Regions from separate parts of the Homo sapiens genome. Here all the other regions are linked to region 3. The links are chromatin contacts, found by Hi-C or POLR2A ChIA-PET in ENCODE. All regions are on one chromosome and are shown on one strand. Each heading gives the region's core, a stretch centred on a gene start or an enhancer-like site at or near the end of the contact. The rest is flanking DNA. Distances are from core to core; before and after follow the strand shown.

What was found. Hi-C counts contacts between places; a loop is a spot of excess contacts on that map. ChIA-PET counts read pairs that join two places held with the same protein, here RNA polymerase II (POLR2A). Pooled maps may share reads with other maps.
Region 1: a pooled map shows a loop between it and region 3 (9-fold over the local background). The contact joins the promoter of MZF1 here to the promoter of FIZ1 in region 3. A Hi-C loop is called at or near these places in 6 of 50 pooled maps. POLR2A ChIA-PET finds 5 or more read pairs at or near these places in 2 of 52 experiments (HEK293T and activated CD4-positive, alpha-beta T cell).
Region 2: a pooled map shows a loop between it and region 3 (10-fold over the local background). The contact joins the promoter of ZNF446 here to the promoter of FIZ1 in region 3. A Hi-C loop is called at or near these places in 1 of 37 single-sample maps with no recorded cell type and 5 of 50 pooled maps. POLR2A ChIA-PET finds 5 or more read pairs at or near these places in 2 of 52 experiments (GM12878 and activated T-cell).

The regions. Positions count from the first base shown.
Region 1 is chr19:58,570,996-58,574,908 of GRCh38, forward strand. MZF1 (myeloid zinc finger 1) reads right to left here and starts at 2,340. Exons shown (of 6, transcript NM_198055.2): 1 at 2,060-2,340; 2 at 1-434. The coding sequence starts at 394. It overlaps MZF1-AS1 (MZF1 antisense RNA 1), which reads left to right. Exons shown (of 6, transcript NR_027334.2): 4 at 863-960; 5 at 1,583-1,828; 6 at 1,922-3,802. RefSeq lists enhancers at 1,045-1,906, 1,907-2,766, 2,135-2,224, 2,285-2,714.
Region 2 is chr19:58,475,097-58,479,015 of GRCh38, forward strand. It overlaps ZNF446 (zinc finger protein 446), which reads left to right and starts at 1,256. Exons shown (of 7, transcript NM_017908.4): 1 at 1,256-1,408; 2 at 2,083-2,464; 3 at 2,541-2,730; 4 at 2,991-3,085. The coding sequence starts at 2,123. ZNF324 (zinc finger protein 324) reads left to right here. Exons shown (of 4, transcript NM_014347.3): 4 at 1-340. RefSeq lists enhancers at 345-434, 495-554, 795-1,044, 866-1,160, 1,315-1,514.
Region 3 is chr19:55,598,123-55,602,145 of GRCh38, forward strand. It overlaps FIZ1 (FLT3 interacting zinc finger 1), which reads right to left and starts at 1,395. Exons shown (of 3, transcript NM_032836.3): 1 at 1,352-1,395. ZNF524 (zinc finger protein 524) reads left to right here and starts at 2,166. Exons shown (of 2, transcript NM_153219.4): 1 at 2,166-2,286; 2 at 3,953-4,023. The coding sequence starts at 3,991. RefSeq lists enhancers at 766-1,640, 1,641-2,514 and silencers at 992-1,411, 2,122-2,671.

The DNA.
Region 1 (3,913 bases), core at 1,090-3,589, 3.0 Mb after region 3:
ATCTCCGGGGTCCGCCCGGCTCCCGGCGCAGCCCATCTACTAGGGCAGCAGCCTCCTCGGGGCTGCCTGGCCGCTGCCCCTGCACACGGGCCTGGATCTCAGGGGGCAGTGCGCCCAGGAACTGCTCCAGCACCAACAGCTCCAGCATCTGCTCCTTGGAGCGTACCTCTGGACGCAGCCACTGGCGACACAGCTCTCGGAGCTGGGCCAGGGCCTCTTGGGGCCCTGTGGCCTCCTCATAGCGGAAGCACCGGAAACGCAGGCGTGCAGCTTCAGGGCCTGGGTCCCATAAGGCAGCCTCACCCTCCTCCTCAGAGTCCTCTAGCTTCACCATGACAGGCCCCTCATCTTCTGGGGGTGCTCGGTCTGGGGAGCCCAGCACCGCAGGCCTCATAGAGGGTACCAGGTCAGGTATCTGAGGCCAGTGTCTGCCCCTGGTGAAGAAATAGGATGAGGCTGTTGCAAAAGGAGTACAGTGAATGCTTCACTGCCTAGTCTATGCTGTACCGTTTGATCCTCAGACCTACCCCATGTGGAAGGCAGATGAGGAAACAGGCAAAGAAAGGCCATCTACAACCCACAGACTTATGCAGCTGGAAGCCCTCCCTTAGCCACCTGTATCCCTGGTCTTCTCTCCGCTTGGGCCTGTGCAAAGTCTCTGACAGTCTCCCTGCTCCAAACACAGGCTTTTTTTTCTTTTCTTTGAGACATGCTGTCAGTCAGTTGCCCAGGCTGAAGTGCAGTGGCGAGATCATGCGTCACTGCAGACTTGACCTCCCGGGCTCCAGAGATCGGCCTCCCAAGTAGCTGAGACAACAGGTGTGTGCCACGACATCCGGCTAATTTCTTAATTTTTCTGTAGGGATGGGATCTTACTATGTTGCCTAGGCTGTTCTTGAACTCCTGGGCTCAAGCAGATGATCCTCTTACCTTGACCTCCCGAAGTGCTGGGACTTACAGGTTTGTTCCACCATGCCAGCCCACAGGCTGTTTTTTAGGACTAGAAGACACTTCTCTCCCCTGTATCCTTCCCTTCTTCTACATGTGCAACCTCATTCCTGCGCTACAGCTCTCTCTTTACCAGGTGGATGGCACCTATACACCTACAGCCTGGGCATCAGCATCACTGCTGGCGTCTCCCCCTACCCAACGCCAGCCCTTACTTCACCTTCTATTCTCTCATCTACTTCGATGTGGCTCCTCATTTGGGCCCCACCATCATTCCCCTCCCTGCTTGGAAGCCTCACTCCACCTAATCCTCCATGTCAACCTGTGCAGTCACTTGTATGGCTCAGCTCCCAGGCAGCACCCTCTCTCCCTACTCAGCCCCATCTTCTAAGCCCAACATCACACTACGCAATGCCCCATCTCAGCTTCCTGATTTAGCTGGGGTTGGAAGGGGATGGGGGAGCTTCGCAATGGGTGGGGGGGCGGCAAAGGCTCCAAGACTGCCGGAACAGGAGCCTGCAAGGAAGTCCCGAGACTCTGATTCCGCCCATCTTCAGATCACTGTGCCTTCGAGAACTTGTTTCCCCATTTGCAAGTGGGGCTGACCTCCCTCCTCGCGCTGTTCCTTCTGCAGCTGCGGCTTTAGGAAGGAATCTGCGTTTATGAAGGGGATGGCACCGCAGAATCATTCCCCCGTGGGTGGCATCGATTTCGAGGGCCGCCTCATCCTGGGGGCCAAGCCTCCACTCTTCAAGGTGCCAAGTCAACCTGAAACCCTGGGAGAGACTTGGGTCATAGCCAAGATGGCAGGTACCTACGGAGGGTCCCGAAATACACTTCCCAGAAGTCCAGGCGGCAACTTCCGCTCCAGGGTGCCAAGGTAGGTCCAGACGACGCCTAGGCAACCGGGGGCGGGGCTCCCAAAGCCTGTCGTCGTGGCAACGAGTAGTGATTGACAAGCCTCTCGCTCTAGCCCTGGGCGCTCCCGCAAGGACTGCCCGGATTCGTTCCCCGCGCTTCCGGTCTCACTGGGGAGCCGGAATCCCCGAGTCTGCAGCCACCGCCCCCGTCCACACGATAGCCCTCCCGGTTAAGAGGACCCCGCCCTCACCTCTGCGCTCAGCGGGCCGCTCCGCGCTCCTGAGCACGCGCAGTCTTCGACTTCCCCCTCCCGCTGGACTACGTCTCCCAGGATGCTCCGCGCACCAGCTCGAGCGCCTCCTTGCCCTTCCCCCACCCTCGTCCCCGTTTCTACACCCTCTCCTCCCTTCCCCTAGCGGTGGTCGCAATGATCAGGTCATACTCCTGGCCGCTTCTTCCCATGCTCCCCGCCTCGAATCCGTGCGTCGGCATGCGCAAGCCTCTCAGGTACAACAGACGGCAGCACCGCCTACCAGATCGCGCATGCCCCCCACCACGTTTTCCTCACTTCTCTACGGGCCTTCCTGAGATTAGCAGGATCCTGCACCAATCACGGCCGTCATTAGAACTCCGTCGGTGCCCCACCGCGTCTCCATGGCAACTCCCTACAGGAAGGGGCCTCTGCTACTTCCTAGACCGCAAAATGGAGAAAGGCTTGGCCCGATGCTTTCCGGCAGATGTAGTCAGCAGGCCCTTCGTGTGTACGTGCGCGCGCGGCGCGATGACGTTCCTCTGTGATCATGGGCGAGGGGCGGGCCCTGAACGTCTCCATGGTAACCTGGGGACACGACTCGACATCGCCTGGGTAACCCGGAGACGCGGCGGGCGTTGAAAATGCAATGGGGCATGTGGGATGAAGAGGTGGGGAAGGGTACTGGGGCAGAGAGATGCCGATCGATAGAAACAGCGAGGAGAGACGGAGAGAGACCAGAGACTCAAGGGCAAAGAGAGACGAAGGACCGGCGGGAGGAAGAGAGAGAGAGACAGAGAGACAGACTCACAGACTGGGAGGACCGGAGACTCGACGCGAGGAGAGACAGTGAAAATAAGTGAACAAACATAGAGACACGGGTCCAAGTTATAAGAGGGCTGAGTGGATCAGAGGGTCAGGGCCGGGCAAACAGGTGTCAGAACAGTTAGCAAGAGAGAGGCAGATCAGAAAGGGATGCAGATGAAAGAGACACAAAGAAGGAAACGCAGAATGGGTTCACAGAGACAAGAAATGCAGATATCCAGACTCAAGAGGTAGACAAGAAGGGAGAGGGACAGAAACAAGAAGGGAGAAAAGGGACAGAAATTAGAGATACAGTAAGATGGATTGACAGTTTTCGAAGACCTAGAGAAAGATGACAGCACGAAGAGAGACAGGGAGAATCCGAGGTAAAACTGTTAGGAAAACTTAGGAGTCCAGATGCTGTCCAGTTATATGCTACCCTGTACAGGTTGATAGGTTGCAAATGCTTTCTGTCCAGTGTATCGCTTTGTAGCTCACTAAGCAGTTTTGTATCCAACTTTGTGCTTTTATTTCAGTGTTTTTCTTTTTCTTTCTTTCTTTTTTTTTTTTTTTTTTTTGACGGAGTCTCGCTGTTGCCAGACTGGAGTGCAGTGGCACGATCTCGGCTCACTGCAACCTCCGTCTCCCAGGTTCAAGCGATTCTCCTGCCTCAGCCTCCCGAGTAGCTGGGACTGCAGGCTGCTCCACCACACCCGGCTGATTTTTGTATTTTTAGTAGAGATGGGGTTTTACCATGTTGGCCAGACTGGTCTTGACCTCCAGACCTCTGGTGATCCGCCCACCTCGGCCTCCCAAATTGCTGGAATTACAGGTGTGAGCCACCGCGGCCGGCCAGTGTTTATTCTTCCTTTCCTGTCTTCCTAGAATCATCTTGCTGCTTCCCTCAGTACGGTAAATAAATCTTTTGACACATGCTCACTGAGAGTCATGTTTTTAACTGTTTTGAAATTATATTTGGCAGTCTGAAGGGAACCTGTTCTCCGGGCTAGGGGACAAACAGGGAAAAAGAAAATAGTGGCCGGGCGCGGT
Region 2 (3,919 bases), core at 6-2,505, 2.9 Mb after region 3:
AGCACCTCATCCCCAAAAACAACCTGAGGAGGCCGTTGGAAAGCTCCGAGTTGACAAGTCTCATCCACGCACATGCTCGGTGCTTCCAATCGGTGATCAAGACCACTGCTCTTCATCCAGAGCAGGCAGCAGGGATTCCCAGGTATCCAAAGAAACCAAAACAGGCGGTGTAATTTAGGACTGACTAAGTAATGGCTCGGCCACTTTTAAGTGTGGAAGCAAAACTGACCCCACAGATTTAGAAAACTGTAACACTGCTTATTGGGAGAAACTAGTGTCACCCTGGCTAGTTCTGCTCCCCAAATTCAAAGGTAAATAAACGGTTGAGCATGTCCGATCAGCCTGGAGGGAAACCTCCACCCCCGACTTTGTAGGACTGACATCTGAAGACGTCAGAGACTGCGGTCACAACCGTCGGTACCTCCTTAGGGCGCTTAACAGAGGTCAAAGATGGCCCTCGCACCCTCCTGGCGGGAGAAAGCCCAGGCTCAGGGTGGTCTTCTACACCACCGCCTCTCCCGGGTCCACTTGGAAGCGAGTCCCAGCGAACTACTCGACCTAGGAAACCACTGGGCCGCCACTTCCAGCCTCTTCGGAAGTCGAGGCAACGCTCCTGAACGTTGCCACGGGAACAGCTGGAGGCGGGCGGATATGCCCTAGCGTTATCTAGGGGCTGGCCCGGGGAATGGCGTGGGGGCGGCGGGGCCAAGCAAGCGCCACCTCTGATTGGGCAAAACCCCCTCCCCTCACCTGCCAATAGAAACCGGCCCACTGTACAGACGCGCAAGTTTATAACCCGGGAAGAGCTGCTCTCAGAGCGGAGGGAGACCATATAACCCTGGGACTCTGCCGTACCTCCTAGAGGAACAGAGCGCCTCTCAGGCGTCAGAGGCTGCTGCAAATGCGGGTCAGCGGGTCACGGTCGCGCCTGTCTTGCTGATGCTCATGGGAAATGTAGTTCAAAGGGCATGGGCGGTGCCTTCGGTGCAGGCGAGAGATTGGTCAGCGCGGCGTCGCCGGGGCAACACCCGGCTGAGGCGCCCCGCGTTGTGCGGCGCCACATCCGGGAAGCGGCCTCCAAGCAACCGCTCCGGGTTGAGGTGAGCGCAGGCTGCCAGAGTGGGCGCAGCCTTTCCACCCCGTGGGAGGGCTTGGGGTCGCCCTCTGGGGCCTGAACGGCTCCTGCTGTCGGCGCCCTGGAGGGCCCGCCCACTTCCCGACAGGCCGCGCGCGTCACCTCAGCCTTCGCTCAGGCCTTTCCTACCCTCAACGCCGTTCCGGGGGGCCGGGCCTGGCAAGTCCTCTTGGAACGCCTCCCTCTTGCCTTCCCCTTTTGGGGACAGATCCCGAAGTTCGAGCATCCCTCGGATAGGCCGGGTGTCAGGCCTGGTCTCTCAGGCCCGTCCAGGTGGGCGTCTTTCACTGCAGACCTTCAGGGCCGGGATGCTGTGGCCATCCCTCGACTCCGCGCAACGTGGAGCTTTGGCCCCGTTTTTCTTGGCCTTTGCTTTTCGTTTTCACATGCACGGGCCCCGGCAGTGTGAGTCGCCCACGGCTCGCTGTGGTCAGCGAGCACGATGTCCACGTGCCCCCTCCCCAGAGCCATTCCTAAAGGAGGTCCCACCCAGTCAACCTCCCCGAGATTGTGGAGGGCGACTCGTCCCCGTACATTACAGCCTGGCCCCACCTTCTACCCGCCCACCCTGGTCCACTCTCCTCGCACCTCGGCTAGACACTGTGGCTCCTCAGCCTGGCGCTGGAACTCTGTGATGACTGTCTTTCTCCACCTCTTTAGCGTCATCTCCCAGCAGTCCCCTGCTGGACCCAACTGTTTGCAATTTCCAGGAAGCTCCCTGGACACCTTGCGTCCAAGCATTTGTCCCTGAGGCTTCCTCCTGCTCTCATTTGCCATCATTGTTTGGGTCCTGTGACCCTCCTCCTTCCATGAAGCTTTCTTGGCCTTATCTCTTCTGGCCTCAGAGTACACTTGGTCCTGGTCTCAGCCCCCTGGGCTGAGCCTGGTGTCTGCCTTCCCCTGGCCAGATTCTCTTGGCTGACATTCCGACCCTTCCTTTTCTGTAGGCCCATCTTGACGATTCCAAGACCACCCCCTTGAGCAAGAATGCCATCCCCTCTGGGTCCCCCATGCCTGCCCGTCATGGACCCAGAGACCACCCTTGAGGAGCCTGAGACTGCCCGCCTCCGCTTCCGAGGGTTCTGCTACCAGGAGGTGGCAGGTCCCCGAGAAGCCCTGGCCCGGCTGCGTGAGCTGTGTTGCCAGTGGCTGCAGCCTGAGGCACACTCCAAGGAGCAGATGCTGGAGATGCTGGTGCTGGAGCAGTTCCTGGGCACACTGCCTCCCGAGATCCAGGCCTGGGTGCGCGGTCAGCGGCCAGGCAGTCCTGAGGAGGCCGCTGCCCTAGTCGAAGGACTGCAGCATGACCCTGGGCAACTGTTGGGCTGGGTGAGTGTGGCTGGCATCAGCTTCTTGGAGGGATAGACCCTGGCTAGAGCCATTGTGACCTACCTCTTCTCCTCAGATCACAGCCCATGTCCTGAAGCAGGAGGTGCTCCCTGCAGCCCAGAAGACAGAGGAACCACTTGGGAGCCCCCACCCCTCAGGGACAGTGGAGTCCCCTGGGGAAGGTCCCCAGGACACCAGAATAGAGGGGTCTGTCCAGCTCAGCTGCAGTGTGAAGGAGGAGCCCAATGTCGATGGACAGGAAGTGGGTGAGGTTGGGGTCCCACCAGAGATGAGGGACTCCTGGAGGAAGTGTGGACATTCCTGGCTAGGGTGGGAGTCCCAGGAGAGGTGTGTCAAGGCTGGGACTCCTGAAGTGAATGTGGATGTCCCTGTCTGGGATGGGGACCTGGGAGGCAGGAGCCAAGGGCTGGCTACGTGCCATGTCACACAGCAGAGGAGCTCCTCATCTGCCATGGCTCATGTGGGCAGCCCCTGACACCACCCTTCCATCTGCCCCACTTTTCAGCACCCTCCAGCCCTCCACTTGCAGCACAGTCCCCTGAGGGGAACCATGGACACCAAGAACCAGCCTCCACATCCTTCCACCCACCCAGGATTCAGGTGAGCAGCCCCAAGTGGGAAGTATAGGCCCCAGGTGTGAGAAGGGACTGTCCCCATGGCTGCCCTCTGCCTGGTGGTTTTCCAGGCTCCTTGACTAGTGGCTCTTTGCTTCCCAGAAGTGGAGTCTGTAAAAGCTGTACCCCTCCACAGGACCTGGGGCAGAGGGACAGACTGGTGATCTATTATTGAAAAGGATTTGGGGCTGGACATGGTGGCTTACACCTGTAATCCTAGCACTTTGGGAGGCTGAGGTGAGCGGATCACCTGAGGTCAGGAGCTCGAGACCAGCCTGACCAATGTGGTGAAACCCTGTATCTACTAAAGATACAAAAATTAGCCAGAAGTGGTGGCAGGCGCCTGTAATCCCAGCTACTAGGGAGGGTGAGGCAGGACAATTGCTTGAACCCAGGAGGCAGAGGATGCAGTGAGCCGAGATTGTGCCACTGCGCTCCAGCCTGGTCAACAAGAGCAAAATTGTGTGTCAAAAACAAAAAAAAAAAAAAGGATTTGGGCCTCAAGCCATGGAAACCCAGTTTAGAGTGGCTGGAACTAGTGGGCTTGGCTTCCTCACCTCCAGAGAAGTCAGCTGGGAGGTTTGCTGCTCCCAGAGGTCCTGAGCCAGACCTGGGGATTTGAACTTTTGTGTGTAGCTGGGGAGGGGAGAAGATGACCAGCTGTGGCAGGACTCCCCCCACACCTGAGACCAGATGGAGACACTCTCCCTGGGAAATGCCCGAAGTCCCTTCTCTCCTAGGGGTTTCTTCAGAGGCCACCTGTTAGGCCTGGAAGCTCAGCTTGAGGCCTCTTCTACCTGGATCGCTTGGTTCCCAAGTG
Region 3 (4,023 bases), core at 145-2,644:
CCTCACTCCACGGAGTGTTTTTAAGCCTCTCCTCGCTCTTCGCCAATGCGCGGCCACTGCTCTCTGTGCCCCTCCCACTGTAATTTAAGCCTCTCCCACTCTTCCTTAAGTCCCACCTACTCCCTTCAAAGTCCCCCACAATGTTCCCTAAGGATCTTGTATTCTTTGCCAAGCCCTTTTCCTTCCAAAAGGCCCTCCCACTCCCCTCTAAGCTCCTCCCACTCCTCTTCCAGGATGACCACTTAGCGAATGGGAGGGCAAAGATTTGGGGCTAAGCACACTGGAGTCATCCTTGCAGGGAGACCAGAATTACTCCTGTAACATCAGATAATAAAAATTCTTCATCTGTAAAATGGGAATAGTAGTACCTACCTCATGGAGTGGTGGCGAGAATTAAGTAAAATTGTGGCAATAAATGCTACGTGCCCACTTAAGCTGGTGCACAGCAAAGACGCAACAAGTAAGCTGTTTGGATGACTATTATCCCGTAAGTTCCTCCTGGATTCCTCCTTAAGTCCTACCATGATTGCTAAGTTATTTGACTTATCTAAGCCCCTCTCGGGTCCACTAAGACCCACTTCCAAAACTCCACCCAATTTTTCCTTTAAAGAAGCCACATCCTTTCTAAGACTCTCCACTGGACTCCCGTCACCTTCTCAGGCCTTCTCTACGAAGTCTATTCCCATCCCCTGCAAGTCCTTTCCACATTCATTATAAAGACCTGATAGTTGCATTAAACCCCTCCAAATTACACCCTTAAACTCCACCCCCCTCACTAGGCCTACCTACTTCTCTAAGCCACACCCCAGACAAACTCCATCCCTTCTACTCTAAACTCCTCCCTCCTGCTTCCTGGGCTCCCTTTACCCAACCAGCCTCAATGAGTTTCCTTCCACCCCTCAATCCAGGGCCTACCCACCATTCCTTCTGAGCCACGCCCCTTTATCAAACCCCACCTCTTTGCCTAAGACCCTCCCATTTTCTATCCAGACTCTCCCTCCTCCACGCCCCTCCCACTTCCACTCTAAGCTCCGCCCAACTCAGGCTCCTCCCAGCCCTTGCTCCGCCCCAGCAGCCACTAGGCCCCGCCTCCTCCTCCACCCCGCAGCCTGAGGAGCGGGCCCCCCCACTTGCCCAGTCTGCTCCAGGCCCCAGGCCCCGAGAGCCGGCCTTTTGTGCCCCTCCCCCTGCCCCTAAAAGGTGCAGCCCTGGGCGCCCGGTTGGGGGGCAGGTCGGGCAGGCCCCGGGGCCAGGCGAGTCCACCTCGCTCGTACGGAGCGTTGGTCCTGGAGACCCGGGGCGGCCCCGGGAGGCCGGGGAAGTCCGTCGGCTTTCCTCTTTAATTACTTACACCTCCCTCTGGGCGCCGACATTTTGGGCAGCGGGGGCAGCGTCACTTCCACCCGGGGGGCCCCTCGACTTCCGCCTCAGCTCCCTTCCCCCGCCGTACTCCCCCTTTCTCCCGCCCTCTTGGCTCCCCTTCCTCATCCCCGCCCTTCTCCCTCTTTCCCTTTCCTTTCCCAGCCCTGGAGGTTGAAGAAGCCAGGCCCGCGCCATCTTGGGTGAGGGCAGCGGGAAGGGGCGGGGCTTAGGGACACCCACGGCGCCATACAGACTAAGGGCAAGGAGCTGAGAGCGAGGGGGCTTCTCCGTGGCGACACTAGGCGATGCTAACGTAAATGAGAGCAGATACTATTTCTTTTTCACAGCCTCGGACTCCTCCGATTAGGATGTACAGTTGGACTAGGGAAAAAAAAAGAAAGCGAAGTGCGCCAACTGCAATACAGAGCTGGAAAAGACCGGCACCATCTTATCCACTTAGCACTCCATGGGCTTCGAAGCCTGTCCGGTGCCATGTTAATTACGGGCACTGGGCAGCCATTTTCCCGCTCCTCATCATTCGGTATCTGTCTTTGGGTCACCCGACTGTGGGCTTTGTGAGAGGAAAGGCGTTTCGAGGTGGTTGGGGATGTGGTGCTGGGTTATTTCCCACTGGGGACACACCAGGGCCGCCGGTGCGCAGGCGCGGCTTCCGGGCGTGGCCGCGACCGGTCGTTAGGACCCAGCGAGTCCCCTTTGTTTCCCGCGGGCGCGCAGGCGGGCGGGAAGGGCAGGAAGGGAGGGGCCCGGCGCTTCTCCGAGGGGCGGGGCCGGCACCGCGCGCCGCCGCCCCCGCCTCGCCGCCGCCGAGGGGCAGGGCCCCCTCACCCCCTCCCCTTCCCACGCGCCGGCCCCGTTGCCCCCGCGCGCGCGCACACTCGCGAGCCCCGGCGACATGCAAATGAGGTACCCGAGAGGCGGGGGGCGCAGGCGGGAGGGGGGGTGTGGGGGTAGGGGAGGCCGGGCCGCGCGCTCCCGGAGCGCGCCTCCAACACCTGTTCCTGCTCCCGCGCTCGCGCCCCGCGAAGCCGTCCGGGCGCGCGCGCGCAGACCCCCTTCCTGGCAGCCCCCGCCGCCCGCTTACCCGGCGCCGCTCATTGGCCGTCGCCCCCGCAGGGCCCGCCCCGCGCTTGGGCTTCGCAGCTCGGGGGCCGATGGGCGCGTCAGTACCGGGGCGAGGGGACGGGGAGGGTCGGGGGACCAGTCTCCCCCTTTCCACCGTTCCAAAGACCAGACTCCTAGACTAGGCTACCCCGTGGGAGCGAACCGTATGGAAAGGTGGTTGCTCCTCTCTGGACAGCAGTCTATGTGGCTGTTAAAGGGGAGGGGGGGGTGCAGGGGGGCACCTGCAGCACCTGCTTCCAGCTGCACCTGTGCCTCCCCTTCCCCTCCGTTACACCCCAATCCCATGCTCCCAGTATCTGAGTGGGCGCCGGGAAGATGGTGGTGGCGTTGGTGAAGTTTATTGAGTGCTTACTGTGCACCAGGCAGTGTTCGAGGGGCATTTTAAAGCCCACTGTCTTATTCGATTCTCCTGACAACCCTGGTTTATTCACTTTTCAGAGGAGGAAACTGGCAAAGTCAATTGCTAGTTATAGGCAGAGCTGAATTCAAACCCAGGACTGAGCCCTCGTAATGTCCCCTTTCCTCCTTGGGTTTATTTGTTCTCCATTCTCTGGGACATTCGGGTCACAAGACCTGTTTCCAGTTTTGGCCCTGCCATTTACTGGCAGAGGAACTTAGGCAACTGACTTGGCTTTCCTGTGCCTCAGTTTCCCCATCTGCAAAATGGGACAGATATGCCCTATTCAGAGGGTTGATGTGAGGCTTAGCTGCTCCTGATAACAATGGCTAATGTGTCCTGAAAGCTTCTGTGTATGAACACTTTGTGGGTATTATGCTCATGGCATGTCTGGGCAAGTACGTAGAACTATGTGTCCCATTTTGCAAAAGTCTTGATTAAGGCTTAGAGAAGCGAACACCTTGCCCAAGGCCACGCAGAGAGTAAAGATTTGAACGAATGATGTCTTGACTCCAGGGCCCAGGCTCTTAACATCGCAGATATGTTTCCTCATCCAGGAATCAGGGTCAAATATCACCTGGGACCAGTCCCTTTTTTCCACTCTGGAACCCCTTCCCCACTTCTGCCAGTCAGCAGGGAGGGATGAGAGCATTCGTGAGGCCTCTATGGCTCTGGAGTTTGATGGGCTCTCCGTTTCAAGGATCACAATACTGGTCTGCACTCTCAGTTGGACTCTATCCTCTCTGGAAGGTTTTTTTTTGTGGGGAGGTGGGGAGGGGTGTTGCTCATGTTGATCTTGAACTTCTAGATCCAGAAGGAGAGTTAGGGAGGCATAGGGATGTCTGGTGGAGCTCAGGGAAGTGCCTGTTTATCAGCTGATACAAGATCATCTCACTGTTTTACCCACCAGCATAGCTAAAATTGTGTATCTGGATGAATGTCAAACACACCTTTGTCAAGAGACTTGGAGAGAGGGATGGGCGAGGTGTTGGGGGACACAGGGGTGCTCTAGACCCTGTGAGCACTGACTCTGCCCCTCTCTCCTCTTAGCTGGCTCCAGTGCCCAGACCCAAGCCCCCCACTGCTCAATGGACACCCCCAGCCCAGACCCGTTGCCTTCG